Linked DNA regions of Homo sapiens: region 2 is linked to region 1. The links are chromatin contacts, found by Hi-C in ENCODE. All regions are on one chromosome and are shown on one strand. Each heading gives the region's core, a stretch centred on a gene start or an enhancer-like site at or near the end of the contact. The rest is flanking DNA. Distances are from core to core; before and after follow the strand shown.

What was found. Hi-C counts contacts between places; a loop is a spot of excess contacts on that map. Pooled maps may share reads with other maps.
Region 2: a map of OCI-LY7 shows a loop between it and region 1 (5-fold over the local background). The contact joins the promoter of MEF2C-AS1 here to the promoter of TMEM161B in region 1. A Hi-C loop is called at or near these places in 1 of 168 maps with a recorded cell type or tissue (OCI-LY7), 2 of 37 single-sample maps with no recorded cell type and 6 of 50 pooled maps.

The regions. Positions count from the first base shown.
Region 1 is chr5:88,267,347-88,271,343 of GRCh38, forward strand. It overlaps TMEM161B (transmembrane protein 161B), which reads right to left and starts at 1,499. Exons shown (of 12, transcript NM_153354.5): 1 at 1,375-1,499. The coding sequence starts at 1,377. TMEM161B-DT (TMEM161B divergent transcript) reads left to right here and starts at 1,536. Exons shown (of 3, transcript NR_039995.1): 1 at 1,536-1,681; 2 at 3,180-3,239. RefSeq lists enhancers at 1,286-1,785, 1,476-1,665.
Region 2 is chr5:88,881,006-88,885,286 of GRCh38, forward strand. MEF2C-AS1 (MEF2C antisense RNA 1) reads left to right here and starts at 2,325. Exons shown (of 10, transcript NR_136219.1): 1 at 2,325-2,480. It overlaps MEF2C (myocyte enhancer factor 2C), which reads right to left and starts at 2,179. Exons shown (of 11, transcript NM_002397.5): 1 at 1,950-2,179. RefSeq lists an enhancer at 3,237-3,286.

The DNA of each region.
Region 1 (3,997 bases), core at 249-2,748:
TAAAAAAAAAAACTTTAAAGAGATAGGTTATCTGGTAAAGTGCACCAGGAACTACATTATTTTGAAGGTCTTTGTTCTACATTCAGCTAAGTTTCTAAAAGTCATTCAAAAGCCAATCACCACACACATTAACTGAATGTTGGCAATATTTGGCCCTGAAAATATAAGACAAACTGAAGCTAAATTCCAGGACAGAAGCCTCTGCAAGTGAGGGTTTGAAATCTTGTATACGGTGAAGAAACTGACAATAATGAACTTCACCAGAGCCCCGTGATCTTGAAAAACAGCAAAGGTTAAGAAACCCCTTGCCCCCGTTTGTGTTCTGAGAAATTGGCTTACTGCAAAGAATCATCTTTCCTGTAGAACTTAGATAAGACTAAGGGTTGATCCATACCCCCCTACCCCTTGTTTACCTATAACAAGGCCATAACTAGACCCTTCTAATTCCCATCCTTTGCTTCGTAAATGACTTGCTGAAGTACCTGTCCCACAGATCAATCGGAACAAAATACTTATTAACCAAACTTTAAGATTCTCTTCTCTCGGGTACCTGAATTTTGTCCTTCCCTCAGTCTGAAACAACATATACAAACCTCTCCTAACAGCTCCTCCTCAGAATACATGGGCTCAGGGTAAAACATTATCTGGTTACTGCCGGATCATACCCATATTTTCATCCCAATTCCTGACATCTTATTTACCCCTACCAACAAAAGACAAACCCTTTCTGCCTAACCTTTAAGGTGCATGCAAATCTTACGGTCATTCTCCCTACTGCAACAGTTCCTTCAACCTTCCTCCACACCCCTGCAATATTCCTTTCGAATAAAGTCTGTCCTTACTAAACTCGGGTTTTTTATTTGACACCCTTTTCAATTATGAAATGGCTAAGTGTAAAGAATAAGGGGACTACCGTTTCTTTAAATGACAGGTGTTGATCTTATACAAGGAGACCCGTTGTGTCCACCTGGAGAGGCTAAAAGCATTTCTAAGATCTGAAGTTCTTGGCCACTGTTCCGCGGATGGAGAAGGGGGCGCAGAAGAGGTGACTGACCCGGCAAGGTCAACTCTGGGATCACCTGGCGCCACAGGCCATACACAGTAAATGGGCCATGAACAGGCAGGCTACCCAGTCCATACTCCCTGACAGATACGCCCCTGCCTCCGGCCCGCTAGTCTCCCAGACAGGTAGGCGTAATGCTGCTTCCTCAGGGGCTCAGACACCCTGAGATAGGTGGTGGGTCCTACCCAGCAGCTCATCCCAACGTCTCAACTCCATTCTGAGCAGAGCACCTGATGGCTCTTTTCACAGTACTGACCTCCCCGCCCTTTTCGCCCCACCGTTGTCACTCCTGCCCTCACAGAAGAACTCACCATGGCGCCTAGGATAGGTCGTGGACCAGACACCCTGGAGTTGCCGGGGCAGTCCCAAACCTCTTACCTCCCGGTCCTTGAGCCGAGAGACTCTCAAACAGCGAAAGAGAGGGTCTTCCGGCTCTGCCGGAAGTTGTGCGCGCGCGGGACAGGAAGTTCCTCCCTTCTCCAGAGCGCCGTCGACCCCACGCCACGCAGAGGTGAAGATACGCAGGACGTCCTCTAAAGCAACTTCCGTGGGTGCCAGGTTGTGGGCTGGGGGCGGTGCTGACCTTGAGAGAGCGGAGGAGGCGCAGGCGCAGCACAGGTACGTGGGCGGGCGGATCGTGGTGGCTGCGCTTGCGAGGACCCTGAGGTAGATTGGGTGGTTTCAACAGGAACGCATCCACTGTCTGAGAGGTGACGGAGGCACACGTTGGTGTGGGGAGCGGGAGGGGAGAGGGAGGGGGGCGGGTGGGGGGCGGGAGGGGGCCAGGGGTGGGAGTGAGGGTGCGCGATGGGAGTCGACTCCAGACCCAGGTGATTTAGAGAGAGTAAAGACCACCTTTGGCCGTCATTTTGTCTCAGCTTAACTGACGCCCTCTTGTTACCCTCTAGTTTTCCTGACTCGGTCCCTTATTAGCATATCCTCATTTCCACAGACCTGTCCGTCTGTTGCTTCTGTTCCCTGCCTTAGTGGGTACCGTAGCTCTACCCTCCTTCCGGGCAATGGAATCTCATAGTGAGAAGTTTCTTCACTATTCACAGGTGGCAATTGAAGCCGGAAGAACATCTACCAAGAGCAGAGAACCCAGGAAGAAAATTCTGCCTCTTTAATACGTTCCAATATGGACGTTTTCCATATAGATACCTATCTATATAGATAGATGCTCTGGGATCTGACGGTCCTGGACACCTGTATGGCTGTGTGCTGTGGTCTTTGCCTAGCCTGCGGTTCACTTTTGCTCTGGCCACCACCTCCCCTCATGTACAAACCGCGTCTCTGCTCTGCCAGTCTTGGCCCCCGTCAGGCAGCGGTTCACTCCCTCACCAGGGAAGTCTAGATAGATAGATATAGATAGATATCGATCGATAGATATAGATATATATATAGATAGATAGATAGGTAGATATATGGATAGATATAGATATTTGGATAGATATGTAGACGTCTATCTATAAATATATCGATATATCGGGGTTCTCAGCCATCCCAAAGAAGCTTGCACAGGGCCAGTTGCTTTATGTCAGGAAAAGGGACACAGACTGAGTGTATGAGGGTTTTTTTTTTCTATAGATGTATAGATATTTATATCAGATGCAAATAAGTGAAACTCTCATACAACTTTTAATTTTGTGTTTTTTCCAAACTCTATTCCATTCAACTTTTTCTGCCTTTTTATTTGATTATAATGAGACATCGTACTGGAGGCAGGCTTGAAATGGATATACAGAGCACTTTCAACCCAGAAATTTGTCTCACGACTTGGGGTCCTTACTTAAGTTGTAGCTGTTAGTAATTTCATCCATGAATTCACTTTGTGCCATAGTGTGATGTTTTGTTATGAAGTTGGAATTGGGAAGGGAAACTAGGAAGTTTTGGGAGAAGTTAAGAAGGTTGAGTAGGCAGGCGTTGTTATAGATATTAAATTTCACCCTGCTTATCAAAGTACCTGGAGCGTATGGTATCCAAGCTGTAAATGGCCCAAAGGAATCGGGGTTCTCAGCCATCCAAAAGAAGCATGCACAGGGCCAGTTATTTTATGTCAGGAAAGGGGACACAGACTGAGTGTATGAGGGTTTTTTTTTTTGTTTTTTTTTTTTAGTTTAAACTTGATTTTGTGAGGGGACGAACAGCGTGACAATTAAAAGAAGATCTGGGAATCGTAAGTACTGACAGAATACCTGGAGGGAAGGTGGGACTGGAGAATAGTTTGTGAAACAGATCCTGCTGAGGATGAATCCAGAACTTCCTGAAGGGTTCCGCTTCTGCTGTGTAGGGACAAGGTTGTAAATAGACAAGCCACAGGCACCTGCAAATGGTAAGTGTGGTAGAGAGGGGCTGGAATTGCCTGTTGGTGTATCTGTGGGAAGCAGCTGCTATCCTTGAGGAAGAAAAGATGGAGAAGGTAAGTGGCTATCAACCTGTCAGAGACAACACATTCTGTGAAGTTGTACTCTTTCATTTCTGACACTGTGGTTCTTAATATCTGTCCTAAACCTGGCAGTCATTGAGGTTCGCAAAGTATCTCCTTCTATGTGACAGTAAAACTGGAATTACTATCAGAATGGAATCCATTCCTGCTAGAGTAAAACCATGAAAAGAAATCGCAGTTTTGATTATCTGCTTATCATTTTTAATAGATCACAGAGTGCAGTGTTCCTTATTTGTTGTATGGCAAGTTGATGAATAACTCTTGATTAATATCTTTTAATGTTCTGTTTCACACAGTTCTCTCAATTACATGTGAAAAATCTGTTATATAAGTAATGCTATTTAATGATTAAAATGGATATATGTTTTAAGGTAGTGCCACCCAGTCTTTTTTTTTTGGTAGAATAATATTATTATCTATTGGTTGCCTGCCTTGAAGTACAGTAATTTCTCTGTTTCCATTATTTAAAATAGGTGAGTGTCTTTGAC
Region 2 (4,281 bases), core at 1,075-3,574, 610 kb after region 1:
TGCCTTTCCTAAGAAGTCTGAAAAAAAGTCAAACATTCGAATGCTGTGTGAATTATATTAATAAAAATAGTAGGTTTTTATAAAATTTAGTAAAATTTGAAGTAAAGGTAACAGCCACCTACTGTCTCTTTGACGGGAGAACCAAATTTTAAGCAAATGTTATGTTTAAAGACTGTTTTGATGAAAACTTTTAGAATTGAGTTAGTAGCAGAATACATAGCTAAATGTACTTTTCTACAAATAGAATGAGATATTTGATTTAAAATATTTCTTTCCTCTTGAAATAGGATGTTAGATAGGGACATCTCATTTTACCTATCAAGTTCTGAGTCTTGCTTTAGAACTACTTCTTTTAACTTAATTTCATGCATACACTGGAAGACAATAATATGGCTTTTTAACTGCATTATCTTTAGTTGAAACTGATGGAGAAACAAAAATACTGCTTATACCATATTGGTACATGCTGAATGTTTTTAAAGACTAGCCAAAACTGACATTTTTTAAAATTAAATAAGATGTTTTAGTTTCAAATTAGAGATTGTTGATCTATTTAAAGCTAAAATTGGTATGCAATACGAGGTTAAACGGGGTTCACAGGTGGTCACATTTCCATGTCCTACCAAGTCTCTAGGGATTGGAGTTATTATACTCCACATAAACATCTTTACTCTGCAACCACAATTCCATTGCAAGGTGCCAGTGAAAGTAGGCTAGTCGCTTTTTTTTTTTTTGGACTGGTATAATGAGGTGGCTGGAGTTTCCTTTATAGCACTTAGAAATTATATGCAGTCCCCAAGCATTTCATAAGACAGTTACTATTAGAGTTAGTTTCAGATTCACAATAGTAAAACGCACTTTGTGTCAAAGCAATTCTCCACTGAGGACCGGTTAAGGAACTGGCAGAGAGCCCAATTCTACTTAGTCTACTGTCAGCATTTACATATAAAGTATTTTATACAAAAGACACGCATTCCTAAAATGTGACAAAAAAAGGCTCTCCCCAAAGAATGATAACTACTGGACTTAGAATAGTCAGAAGTGATTCAGATATAAAATTTCCTTTAAAAAGCAATAGCCATGTTCAGGGAAGGAAGGTAACATTAGCATTAAATTTAAATACTTCCACAATATTTAATAATAAAATAAACAATGTGCCACATCTATATATACTTCCTTTGTGACAAACTTTATCATCGAGTTTGGTAACTTTCATTCCAAGTCCAAAGAGAAGGCAATTTAAGTGACTTAACCTTGCTTGCTTTTAAACAGCTATGTATTTGACTTGACCTGAACAGCAATCCATATGCTGAAATCGAACGTGAATTGTGAAATGTGTAGACTACTATGGCAGGGATATTACTTTTTGTCCACACCAATTAAGAAGCCCTCTGTCAAGCCGGCACTTTGGTGAGGGAAGGAAATGCACAAAGGTATACTCTGACAGACAGCCATGCTTTAGGTCAAACTAATCCCAAGAATTAGTGGCTCAGAAGCATAACCCAGGGCAAATCAGTGTCTTTGGGGGGACTCATGGGAGCATCTTTCCACAGTGAACTAACTGCTAAATCTTAAGGCGTCTACTTCAAGGTCACAGAACATGCTGTGAAATATTAAAATCCACCAGGCTCCACACGCTCCACCATATCAAACATGCTAATGACGTGAACTAACTTCATGAAACTTTAAATACACTGGTGTGACAGGAACGAGTCAGGAGTGATTTCAATAGCTGATGGCAAACGGATACGACTATCTAAAAAGTTACTTTTAGCAACAAACAAGGAAATCATGGAATCTAACGAAAAAGAATGCACAACGAGCCTCAACTTCAGCCTTCAAAAAAGGCACAGGGATAGATAGACACAGTGCCGTGGAATATATTGATGCAGATTTTAGAGACAATACCCGGGTTTTCTATTTCCTCGAGAAATATCAGGGGTACTTACATGAAGGAAGACCCGATCAGATTAGTCCTTGGGATATTTTCCTTTCTTAAGAGAGAGAGAGAGAGAAAAAAAAAATAACAACAATAATCTTTACTTCGTCCAGCGTTGAAGTGCTTCTCCACCTGATTCAAACATGCAGCCACGGCGACCCACACAGAACCTTCAAAGTCAATCCAATAGCAGCCCGAAGATGTCTGGGTGTACGCGTGTGCTCAAGTGTCTGTGACTGCGAGCAGAGCGAGCAGAGAGCTGGAGACGATGTGTGCGTGTGTGCGCGCGCGCGAGGGGAGCGCGCGCGAGGGGGGGGGCGCGGGGCCGCGCATTCGCGCGCGCCGAGGCCGCTCGGAAGAGGAGGAGGAGGAGGAAGAAGGAGGAGGAAGAGAAGGAGGAGGAGGAGGAGGAGGAGAAAGTGGCTCTCAGCGGCCGGTCGGATTAAAAGTAACCAGACTCGTCCAGAAAACTGCGTCCAGGAAGGAAGTGACAGAAGACGAATGGGAAAAGGAGAACAGCTCACAGCGTTTGAAACATCGCGTAAAAAAGACTGGGGGTGGTGGGGGCGGGGGGGATTGAAGGATACTGGGAGGGGAGGCGGGGGTGGTAGGGAAGACGGAGCACGAATGGTTGGGGTTCTAAGCAGCACGTCCGATGAAATGTCTTTTGCCTCCTTTTTTCCCCCTTTATTTAATTTTGTCCTTGCCTTTGCTTCGCGCTGCCTTTTTCTCTCCGTCTCTCTCTCCCCCACAATCCCAAACCGTTGACTCTTTCCTCGCGAGCTGGAGAAATCATCAGTTTCACTCTTGCAAAAGGGGGGCGGGACTAGACCTCGGAGCATTTTAATAAAACAAACATACAGCAGCTCCCTCCTCACCCCTCCAGTCTCAACTAGATTGATAAATTACTCCACTACACTACTTTAATTATGTATATGGTATGCAGAATAAATCACTGAACATCAGTACCTCAATCAAGCACTTTTAAATGATAATTGCATCTTGGTGAATCAATCTTTCCATTCCTGACATTTTGCTAATTTTAGTTTTACGGTGGGGTAATAGCACATGCCATACGCAAACCTAATGACAATTCTTTATTGCACGAAATGAAGACAACACGGCGAGCTGCGGCTCCCTGCTCCTCTCGCGGCGCCTCTGCGGAGGACGCTCGGAGAGAACCTAGTCTCCCGCTGCGGCGCGCTCGCTTGCTCTCCGGGGACGCTGCGAGCCAGCCAGCAGGAAAGTCCTTCTAAAGTCGGGATCTTTCCTCTGACCAATAGGAGCGCGACCCTAATAGTTGCTCTTGTGACTTTTCCCCCTTTTGGACACGCGTTAGCCACTTCTCTCTTCCACCGGTCGGTGCGCTCCTCCGTTACTCACGCGTAAAAACCACGGTCCAGGATGTCTGCAGCACTCGATTCCAGCGTGCTTTTCCTGCACGCCCAGAAGTCGCGGTTTTCACCCTGAGAGGTTGGAGCGCTAGAAAGCGAGCCGAAAGGTTTCTCTAATGTTAGTAATGTACGAAATAATAAAATAATTACCAGTATTTGAGATCTCGACTTCATCGCGGGGCCATGAACTTTCTAATCAGTTTGGAAATATTTACCGAGGAAGCAGCTTCCTCGGAGTTCCCCCCCTCCCCCCACTCTATCTTTTCCACACCTTACTGGACTTCATCCAGGTCATTAACATGTAAACCAAACCAACTTCCCAAATGCATTAGGCTACCCTAGCCGATAGCTGATGACTTCACTTATCCTGAAGAGTTTCAGCTGCACAGGAAGCAGAAATAGAGACTGATAAGGGAGGATACTTATGTTAAGGTTAAAGCATGATAAACACTTTTCCTTACAAAAAAAAAAAAAAAAGGCTTTAATATTTAGGCTACTAGAGATTGGGCACCTCCCGCCCTAACCAACTGTTAATATATACCATGCCCAATAAAGCCAAAGATAAAATACATCAACTAGTATAGAATCATGAAAAGACAAGATTGCATGCCAGTAGAATTATAGATTACATAAAATGTTTAAACCAAACTATTTTTTAAAAAATATTGTGAAAGCAAGAAGGGAAAATTAATAGAACATGGAATATATGAGATTAGACAATAGTATATTGAAATATCTAGCTAACTAAAGATTTCCTCACTTTAGAAAATTCCTTTTAGCACTACGTTTAACCCAATGACTAGTTGTATTTCCTGTTAAGTTCAGCAATATGCCTCCAGATGACTATTTTAATATATGAGGACAGTATGGTTCAAAAAGCCTCCTGCTTCAATGTAGGAGGTATTTGATGTGAGTAGCTTCTCTCAGAAGAGTGGCCTCAACATTTAG